Regions from separate parts of the Homo sapiens genome. Here region 2 is linked to region 1. A link is an interaction called in ENCODE POLR2A ChIA-PET data of the cell type or tissue named here. Cell type or tissue: A673. All regions are shown on one strand. Each heading gives the region's core, and the rest is flanking DNA. Links, peaks and the distances in the headings are about the cores only.

What was found. Peaks named below come from ENCODE experiments on the same cell type or tissue, not always from the same donor. Only the 100,000 strongest peaks of a DNase experiment are listed, where the experiment ranks them.
Region 2: POLR2A ChIA-PET joins it to region 1 with 11 read pairs; 5 of 35 experiments call an interaction of 5 or more read pairs at or near these places.

Annotation. Positions count from the first base shown.
Region 1 is chr3:120,676,678-120,681,405 of GRCh38, reverse strand. All of the region lies in intron 1 of HGD (homogentisate 1,2-dioxygenase), which reads left to right. Among named protein-coding and RNA genes, the nearest start is that of HGD, 3.2 kb to the left of the region's middle. RefSeq lists an enhancer at 3,449-4,399. In A673, for the core only: no CTCF peak of the experiment used is centred there; a DNase peak (open chromatin) is centred at 2,655.
Region 2 is chr3:120,783,236-120,787,963 of GRCh38, reverse strand. No RefSeq gene overlaps it. Among named protein-coding and RNA genes, the nearest start is that of GTF2E1, 43 kb to the right of the region's middle. In A673, for the core only: no CTCF peak of the experiment used is centred there; no DNase peak of the experiment used is centred there.

The DNA of each region.
Region 1 (4,728 bases), core at 170-4,169:
CAAAAAGGGGCCTTAGTGGCTCCTACTAGACTGGTATCTTAAGGCAAGGAAAACAGAATATGTCCCTAATATCTAAAACCATGCCTAGTGCCCAGGCCAGGCTTGAATCAATGCTCAACGCATGCATGTGTAACTGAACAGAACTGCCCAGAACCTTGGCTCAGGCCAAGTAGGCCAGACCACCCCACAACAGACATCTTCCCTGAATGCAGGGTTTGAGAAGTGCCCTAATGCCCTCTAACTGATGCTGAGTTTGAAGAATCCATCAGTTAAGGGGAGGTGTTTCTGAGTTTGAAGAATCAAACACCTTCCTAATTGGTAGGAATCCTGAAAACACTCCACACCGGAGTAAAAGACTTTGGTTTTTTATCTTTATGCCTGACTAAAAGTTAACTCTCATTCTTTCATTCAGCAAATATTTTGTGCTAGTGCATGACACTGCAGATTAATATCGTAGATGAACTGAGTCTGGGCTAGGTAGAGTCAAAAAAAAATTTCCTAAAGGAGCCTGTACCTAAACTGAGTCTTCAGAGAGAAGTTGGAACTGGCAAAGTGAGGAAGGACGGGGTCTGGAGGGAAGAGTGAGTGCAAAGGCACAGCACATACAGAATGCCTGCATGCTCTAGAATCCAAAACTGTGTCAGCCAAATTTGAGTTGATGGAGGGACAGCCAAACTGAGATACCCAGGCGGTGGTTGGATTTATGGATCTGGATTTCAGGGGAGTGGGCAGGGCTAGGGGAATAGAACTGAGGGTCATGATGTCAGTGGTAGGAGTTGAAGTCTTGGAAGAAAGAGTAGATAGAAACTTTGTTTTCTGATGAACATTCTATGAGGAAGTTCAGCAGAGGTTGGAAACATCTTTACCATTTATAAATAAATTTTATGTAAAATCCTATCCTGCTGTCATGTTTAAGCAACTTATTATGCACAGCACCAGGACATCAATGTAAATTGCATGCCAGTCTTTGCTCTCAGTTTCAAAGGCATTCTTCCCTGCCTGCTGTCTAATCTTTACAAAGAAAGGTTAACTCCAGAGGTCAGGAATCTGAACACAGAAAACCAGATTGCATCATATTCATTCTAATCAATAAACATTATATAATTTTTAAAACTGTTTCTCATCTTTTATTTCTTCATTTTAATGAATATGTCAACACAAAGCCGTAAATGAAATCACATTTACACAAAAGTACAACTGGGGTAAGAAAATTCAAAAGATAAAGTAATAAAATTAAATTTAAAATGAAATACCCTATGTATTTGAGTAAGTTGCTTAGCTTCTCCCAACCTTGGTTTCCTCATTTCTAAAACGAAGAACTTGCTTAATATTCAGGCTCTGGGCCCCACCACCAAATCCTTGATTCACTGGCTCTGGGTCTGTATGTAACAAGCTTCTGGAGTGATTCTAATGATTAGCCAGAGACAGGACCTACTATTCTACGTAACTGATTTCCTCTTGCTGCTGTAAAAAATTACCACAAATTTATTGGCTTAAAACAACACAAATGTATTATCTTGAAGTTGTGGAGGTCAGAAGTCTGAAATCGGTTTCACTGGGCTAAAGTCGAGGTGTCAGTGTGGCTGTTTCTTCTGGAGACTCTATGAGAGATTGTGTTTTCCTGCCTTTTCCATGGATTCTGTTTCCTCTTCTAGAGGCTACCCACATTCCTTGGTTTGTAGCCTCTTCCTCGATCTTCAAAAAAATGTATCTCTGCTTTTGTAATCACGTCACATTTTCTCCTCTTATAAGTCAAATCTCCCTTTGCCTCCCTCTTATAATGACACTTGTGATTACATTTAGGATACACCCAAATAATTAGGATATCTCCCCATCCCAAGATCCTTAATTATATATGCAAAAGTCTGTTTGGCTAGAAAAGATAATACTCACAGGTTTCAGGGGTTAAGCCATACATATCTTTCAGAGTGAGCCATTAGCCATTATTCAGCCTACTGCGATAATGTGCAAGTTCCCTTTACAATCTATGTTCTATGTTCCCATCAAGGTTAATTAGAAATATTAGACTCTTTTTCCACAGAAAAAAAAAATGTAGCAGTAGTTTCATCTCTACCCTGACTTCTCTCTCTTTCCTTCATGCCCAGTAAGAGGAAGTGAGGTGCACCATCTGTTCATCTCATCAGGTGTTACCTAGAATCAGAGTCAGGAGAAAGCACCTCATAAAACTACTCTGACAAGTAAACCATATCCTGGGGACCAGGTGAGAATTAAAAAGCTGTATACTCATAAGCTGCCAAAGAGCTGATGGTACTGAAGTCACATGGAGCTCAGGAATTTATTCTTGCATTTAGAAAGTATGCATATAATTCTCTCGAAAAGAAATGAAATCATATTTTTCTGTCGGATCAAATTATTCAGAAATCCGAACTGTAGAAAACATACAAACACACTTGCTTAATGTTAGCTTTTTAATCTTATTTTTGTACACAGTATACTTTTACATAGGCACTGAACCAGCTGGAAATGAATGCTTGGATTTTCGCAGCTGATAAAAGCAGAGTTCAGATTCTGTCCTTGAGCTCAATGTCTGGAGAAAGCAGCTGTGAATACTGCTTCCTTAATTCAGATGCCTTTGGCCGTGAGGGGCATGGCATTTTAAAGCTGCAATAAACTCTGTACTTTTTCTCTCAGGGGATTAGAAAAACCAATTGATTTGATAGTGACTCAGCAGTTTTCACCTTCCTCTTTAGCCAATGCCCTGCAGCTAAGATTGAGAAACGGATTCAGAACTCACACCTCTTGGTGCTTGGTGGCTCCCTTCCAAACCATCAGCTGTTCTTTCTACTTTCTTTCCTATTTTTTAAAGCACAGTCTGAATCAAGTGCTTCAGAACCATTTATACTAACTCGTGTTCCAAACACATAACCCTGAACCCTCTTCTAAGGCCACCAGTTACAAAGAATGGGGAAGGTTAATGAGTAACTCCACCAGTGCCTGCCAGAAAGCTCAGCTGTACTCCAGCCTTCCTTCCTCTCTTGCAGAGAGAAACAATGCGGCAGTTGAACAAAGCGAAGGCACTGTAATGCCCAGTGGCTTCAGTCACAGGCTGGTCTAAAATTCCATTTCACAGAATTGAAGATAATTTGGGGTTATTACCAATTCTCAGCAGCTCAAATTCAATCCCGTTGATGGTGAGCATGGGGTTCATTTTGAGAGTAGAAAATTGGATGCAGTGGAGAATCAGAATGTTGGATGGTCTCTGCCATTTCCCCAAAGATATCATCCTAACTGCATGCTGCTGCTTTTAACAAATCAGTATACAACTTAGTATTTTTTGTGTTGACAAATTTTCAAATATACAAAATATTGAGTCTGAAGGCAAAAAGAATAATTTTTCACTTCCATTGCTTCCTAGGTCATAACATTCACATCTGATATTTCTTCCAAATACAGACTGTTGTTGGCCTGATCATCACTCACACATCCAGGCTTGTTACATCTCCACGCCACTGAGTATCAGGGAACCTGCCCCAATATTCACGTAGGTTCTTTTCTATTTTCCCTAAGCGTCGGCCAACTTTAGAAATAAAGGGACAGAGTACAAAAGAGAGAAATTTTAAAGCCGGGCATCCGGGGGAGGCATCACATTTCGGTAGGTTCCGTGATGCCCCACAAGCCACAAAAACCAGCAAGTTTGTATTAGGGATTTTCAAATGGGGAGGCAGTGTGCAAATAGGTGTGGGTCACAGACATCAAGTACTTTACAAGGTAATAGAATATCACAAGGCAAGTGGAGGCAGGGTGAGATCACAGGACCACAGGACCGAGGCGAAATTAAAATTGCTAATGAAGTTTCGGGCACCATTGTCATTGATAACATCTTATCAGGAGACAGGGTTTTTAGGATCAACTGGTCTGACCAAAATTTATTAGGCGGGAATTTCCTCTTCCTAATAAGCCTGGGAGCGCTGTGGGAGACTGGGGTCTATTTCACCCCTGCAGTCTCGACCATAAGAGACAGGCGCACCTGGAGGGGGGCTGTTTATAAGCCTATACCTCCTGGCTCGTATTCTCTTTCTCAGGGATGTTCCATGCTGAGAAAAAGAATTCAGCGATATTTCTCCCATTTGCTTTTGAAAGAAGAGAAATATGGCTCTGTTCTGCCTGGCTCACCAGCAGTCAGAGTTTAAGGTTATCTCTCTTATTCCCTGAACAATTGCTGTTATCCTGTTCTTTTTTCAAGGTGTCCACATTTCATGTTGCTCAAACACACATGCTGTACAATTTGTGCAGTTAATGCAATTATTACAGGGTCCTGAGGCAATATACATCCTCCTCAGCTGACAGGATTAAGAGATTAAAGTAAAGACAGGCATAAATCACAAGGATATTGACTGGGGAAGTGATAAGTGTCCATGAAATCTTTACAATTTATGTTTAGAGATTGCAGTAAAGACAGGCATAAGAAATTACAAAAGTATTAATTTGGGGAACTAATAAATGTCCATGAAATCTTCACAATCCACGAACTTCTGCCATGGCTTCAGCTGATCCCTCCGTTTGGAGTCCCAGACTTCCCGCAACAACTGAGAACTCTGGAGGGCCTACCCTTCACCCACTTCCACCCTTCTTATATCTCTTAAGGAGCTGTGTTCAGATGGTTACATTTCGCTTGCTGAGCAAGACTGCATTTTCATTATCCTGGGCTAAAATCAATTGGTATTTAAGTTAGAGCAAAAAGGGTTCTAACCCTATTTACAGCAGCAC
Region 2 (4,728 bases), core at 570-4,569, 110 kb before region 1:
TATTTCCTATTGAATGAATTTTTAAATAATTAAAACATTAACAAAAAACTGTACAACCATCCTGTATGCCCCAATGATTCAAGGCATTTTCAGACCTGGCACCAGCCTTCTTTCCAGACTAATTGCTCAGACTTATTTACATTAGGTAGGCCATTATGCACTTCTGCATTATGGGAAACGTGGGTTGACTGGTTGACTGTTGAAACTGGATTGTGTACTAGGCCTACCTGCTTTGCAACTAGAATAGGAAAGGCCACCTCTGATACTCAGAAGGTCATGAAGCTCTTTCTGAGGAGAAGCTAAGGTACTTGTTCCTGCCCTGAGGACATGCCAAAATAGGTTCATTCCTTTAGCTCTTCAAAGGAAGAAGTAAAATTTCATAACTCTTTCCCCTTCCCAACCCATTTTTGCATTAGATGTTTTAAAAGTACCTGTACTTATCTTGTTCACTGTTTAGTTTGCTTCTTTTGTAGCAGAAAGAGCCAACAAAATTGACAGTAAATTTACTATAGTGCCAGTTCTTTTCTGGAAATCTTCCTCATTTTTAGATATTAAAAAAAATAAAGTGATAGTAGCTCAGCTCTGCTAGAGATGACATAAAGTAGCTTTAGTGGAAACAAAACAAAGGTGAAATTACACCAATTTCTAAATTCTAAAGATTTTCGTATTTGTTTTTTGATTGTTATTTTCTACTTTTAAACTCAAGAATAAAGAGAATAAGAAAGTACATATGTAAGTCTTTCAATTGTGGTCCTGGCTGGAAACCTAGCCATCAAGCCAACTGCTAGAAAAGAAAATGAACTGTTCTTCCCAAACTTGTTTCCATTCAGTGTCCACTTGTCTCAGATAATACCAACAAGTTATGAAATGAATGAATTATTTCTCCCTCACTCATTCAGATGACTAGAAACGAAGTAACTTGGCAAGATGAGGAAGGAGAAACCAAATTAACTCATGCTTTTGCTGTGCTTTGCTACAACCTCAATTCTAAACCTGCCACCTACATTAATCCCTTAATTAAAATATCCTTCACCTGGTTTGAATTACCCTAGCATATGAGAAGACCAAAAAAGAGCCCAAATAGCCAAAGCAATCCTAAGCAAAAAGAACAAAGCCAGAGGCATCACACTACCCGACTTCAAACTATACTGCGACGCTACAGTAACCAAAATAGCATGGTACTGGTATAAAAACAGACACATAGACTAATGGAACAGAAAATAGGAAACCCAGAAATAAAGCCACACACCTACAATCATCCAATCTTTGACAAAATCAACAAAAACAGGCAATGGAGAAAGGACTCCCTATTCAATATAGTGGTGCTAGGATAACTGGCTAGCCATATGCAGAAGACTGAAACTGGACCCCCTCCTTTCATCATATACAAAAATCAACTGAAGATGAATGAAAGACTTAAATATAAAACCTAAAACTACAAAAACCCTAGAAGAAAACCTAGGAAATACCATTCTGGACATAGGCCCTGGCAAACATTTTATAATGAAGATTCAAAAACAATTGCAATAAAAACAAAAACTGACAAATGGGACCTAATTAAACTTAAGAGCTTCTGCACAGCGAATGAAACTATCAATAGAGTAAACAACCTACAGAACAGGAGAAAATATTTGCAAAGTGCATTCAACAAAGGTCTAATATCCAGAATCGATAAGGAACTTAAATCAACAAGCAAAAAATAAACAACTCCATTTAAAAAATGGGCAAAAAAATATAAACAGACATTTCTCAAAAGAAGACATACATGTGGCCAACAAGCATACGAAAAAATGTTCAGTCTCACTAATCATTAGAGAAATGCAAATCGAAACCACAATGAGACATCTCACACTAGTCAGAATGGCTATTATTAAAAAGTCAAAAAATAGCAGATGCTGGCAAGGTTGCAGAGAAAAAGGAATGCTTATACATTGCTGGCCAGAATGTAAACTAGTTCAGCCACTGTGGAATGCAGTCTGGAAATTTCTCAAAGAGCTTAAAACAATAGAGCTATTAGGCTGGGCTATTCTCAAAGAGCTATTCTCAAAGAGCTATTGGGCCGGGCATGGTGGCTCACACCTGTAATCCCAGCACACTTTGGGAGGCCGAGACAGGCAGATCACCTGAGGTCGGAGACCAGCCAGGCCAACAAGGTGAAACCCTGTCTCTACTAAAAATACAGAAATTGGCCAGGCATGGTGGCTCACACCTGTAATCCCAGCACTTTGGGAGGCCAAGGCGGGTGGATCACCTGTGGTCAGGAGTTTGAGGCTAGCCTGGCCAACATGGCAAAACCCCTTCTCTACTAAAAATATAAAAATTAGCTGAGCGTGGTGGTGCGCACCTGTAATCCCAGCTACTTGGGAGGCTGAGGCAGAAGAATCGCTTGAACCTGGGAGGTGGAGGTTGCAGTGAGCCGAGATCGCGCCATTGCACTCCAGCCTGGGCGACAAGAACGAAATTCTGTCTCAAAAAAAAAAAAAAACAAAACAGAAAGTAGCCAGGTGTGGGGGCACACACTTGTAATCCCAGCTACTCAGGAGGCTGAGGCACGAGAATTGCTTGAACCTGAGAGGCGGAGTGAGCTGAGATCATGCCACTGCACTCCAGCCTGGGCAAGAGTGAGACTGTTTCAAAAAAAAAAAAAAAAAACCACACACACACCCCAAATAGAGCTACCATTTAACTCAGCAATCCCATTACTGGGTATATACCCAAGGAAATGTAAGTCATTCTGCCATAAAAACACATGCCCATCACTGGTGGACTGGATAAAGAAAATGTGGTACATATACACCATGGAACACCACACAGTCATAAAAAAGAATGAAATCCTGTCTTTTGCAGCAATATGGATGGAGCTGGAGGCCATTATCCCAGGCAAATTAATGCAAGAATAGAAGACCAAACACCCCATGTTCTCACTTATAAGTGGTAACTAAACACTGAGTACACATGGACACAAAGAGGGCCTTCTTGAGGGTGGAAGGTGGGAGGAGGGTGAGGACTGAAAAACTACCTATCTGATACAATGCTTATTACCTGGGTGGCAAAATAATCTGTACACTAAACTCCATGACACGCAATTTACCTATACAGAAAACCTGCACGTCATATACCCCTGAGCCTAAAAGTTGGAAGAGATAAAGAATCACTCTGCATCCCACAAATATGTACAATTATTGTGTCAACTAAAAATAAGAGGAACATAGAAACAAAAATCCCCCTCATTGCCCCGCTCCCTTTGCTCACTACTGTAAAAACTTCAGGGAAGATCTGCTACACAAACTTGTGTTGATGGTACTAGGGGGAGTAAAGGACAGGTGGTGTAGAGGACAGATGGAAAACCAGGGAAGCAGAAAGGCGAAGCCAGAGGATACAAGCTCCCTGCCTACTCTCCCCGGTCCCCTACCACCTGCAAAAAAGAACTGTCATCTCCCAAAAGAAATGATACTAGAAGAAGTAGTCCAACATGTTAGGATAAAAAGTTCTATTTAAATCTTAAAGGACAGTGGGAAAGTTGGGACACTTGTTCAGCTGACACTTGAGATACACGAATATAGTCAACCGCATTCAGGGAAACCAAGTTCCTCCATCATCACTTATGGGCTGTGTGTGGTGGTGACTCTAGTTTTCCTGGGGTCAAGAAACACAGTGACTACATGTATCTACCAACCTTGGGTGTGAGCCTGCCCTTACTAGAGCTTCAGAGGCTAATCGGCAGGGCTCCCATTTTTGGTCCTTCTGTCACTGACTGTCTCTCCTCACCAGATTATTGTGCCACTCAAGAGACAAACCTATCTGATAAAGTAATATAAATTCTATTGAGTCTTATTAGATGTCACTGAAAGGGAGGTAGTTACCTATTAAATTATATCTTCCCATTGATTTTGAGTATAAATTTAGAGACGTTTATCCGAGAAAATGATAAACTCTGGATTTTTTCATTTTACTTAACTGAGGGTCTACTCACCCAAAAATCCTAGCATCAACCTAAAAAGACCTTGCTTTTGACACTCTACTATTTCTTTCATTAAATGTGTTTGATTCTTTTTCAAAATGAAAATATCTTTTTCATAATAATATATTAAGATCACTGTAATTCTCATCCCTAATTTATATATATACATTTATATATGTATACCTACCTCACAGATTATAAAAGATTGAATGAGTTAACATATATAAAGCACTTAAAATAGTGTCTGGCACACAGTTCACTATATGTTAGCTACTTTCTTCTTCACACACACACACCCCTAGAAAAACTGAATCCTATATTTAACACATTATGGATATCTTTTCCTCTCAATACATTCTTTTTTGGGGAGGGATGGGATCTCATTACATTACCCAGGCTAGCCTTGAACTCCTGGCTCAAACAATCTTCCTGCCTTGGCCTCCTGAGTACTTAGGACTAAATACAGATTTAGTGAGTATATCTATCTTTCTATTCTATTTCAAATACTGCTGCAATGAATACCTTTATTCTTACCTCCATATTCACTTGTGACATTTTCCCATAACACGAATTCTACATATACATGAACACACTTACAAAAAATAGTTTAAAAAATTAACTACATTTTAAAAATTAACATCTGATTACCATTTTATTTAAATTAACTTCTAGAACTATAAAAGTTTAAAAAACAATGTTTAAAAGCTGAAGAGCATTGCTTCTTGGTCTTTTGGCTAAGATCAAGTGTAAAAGTTGAATACTTTACG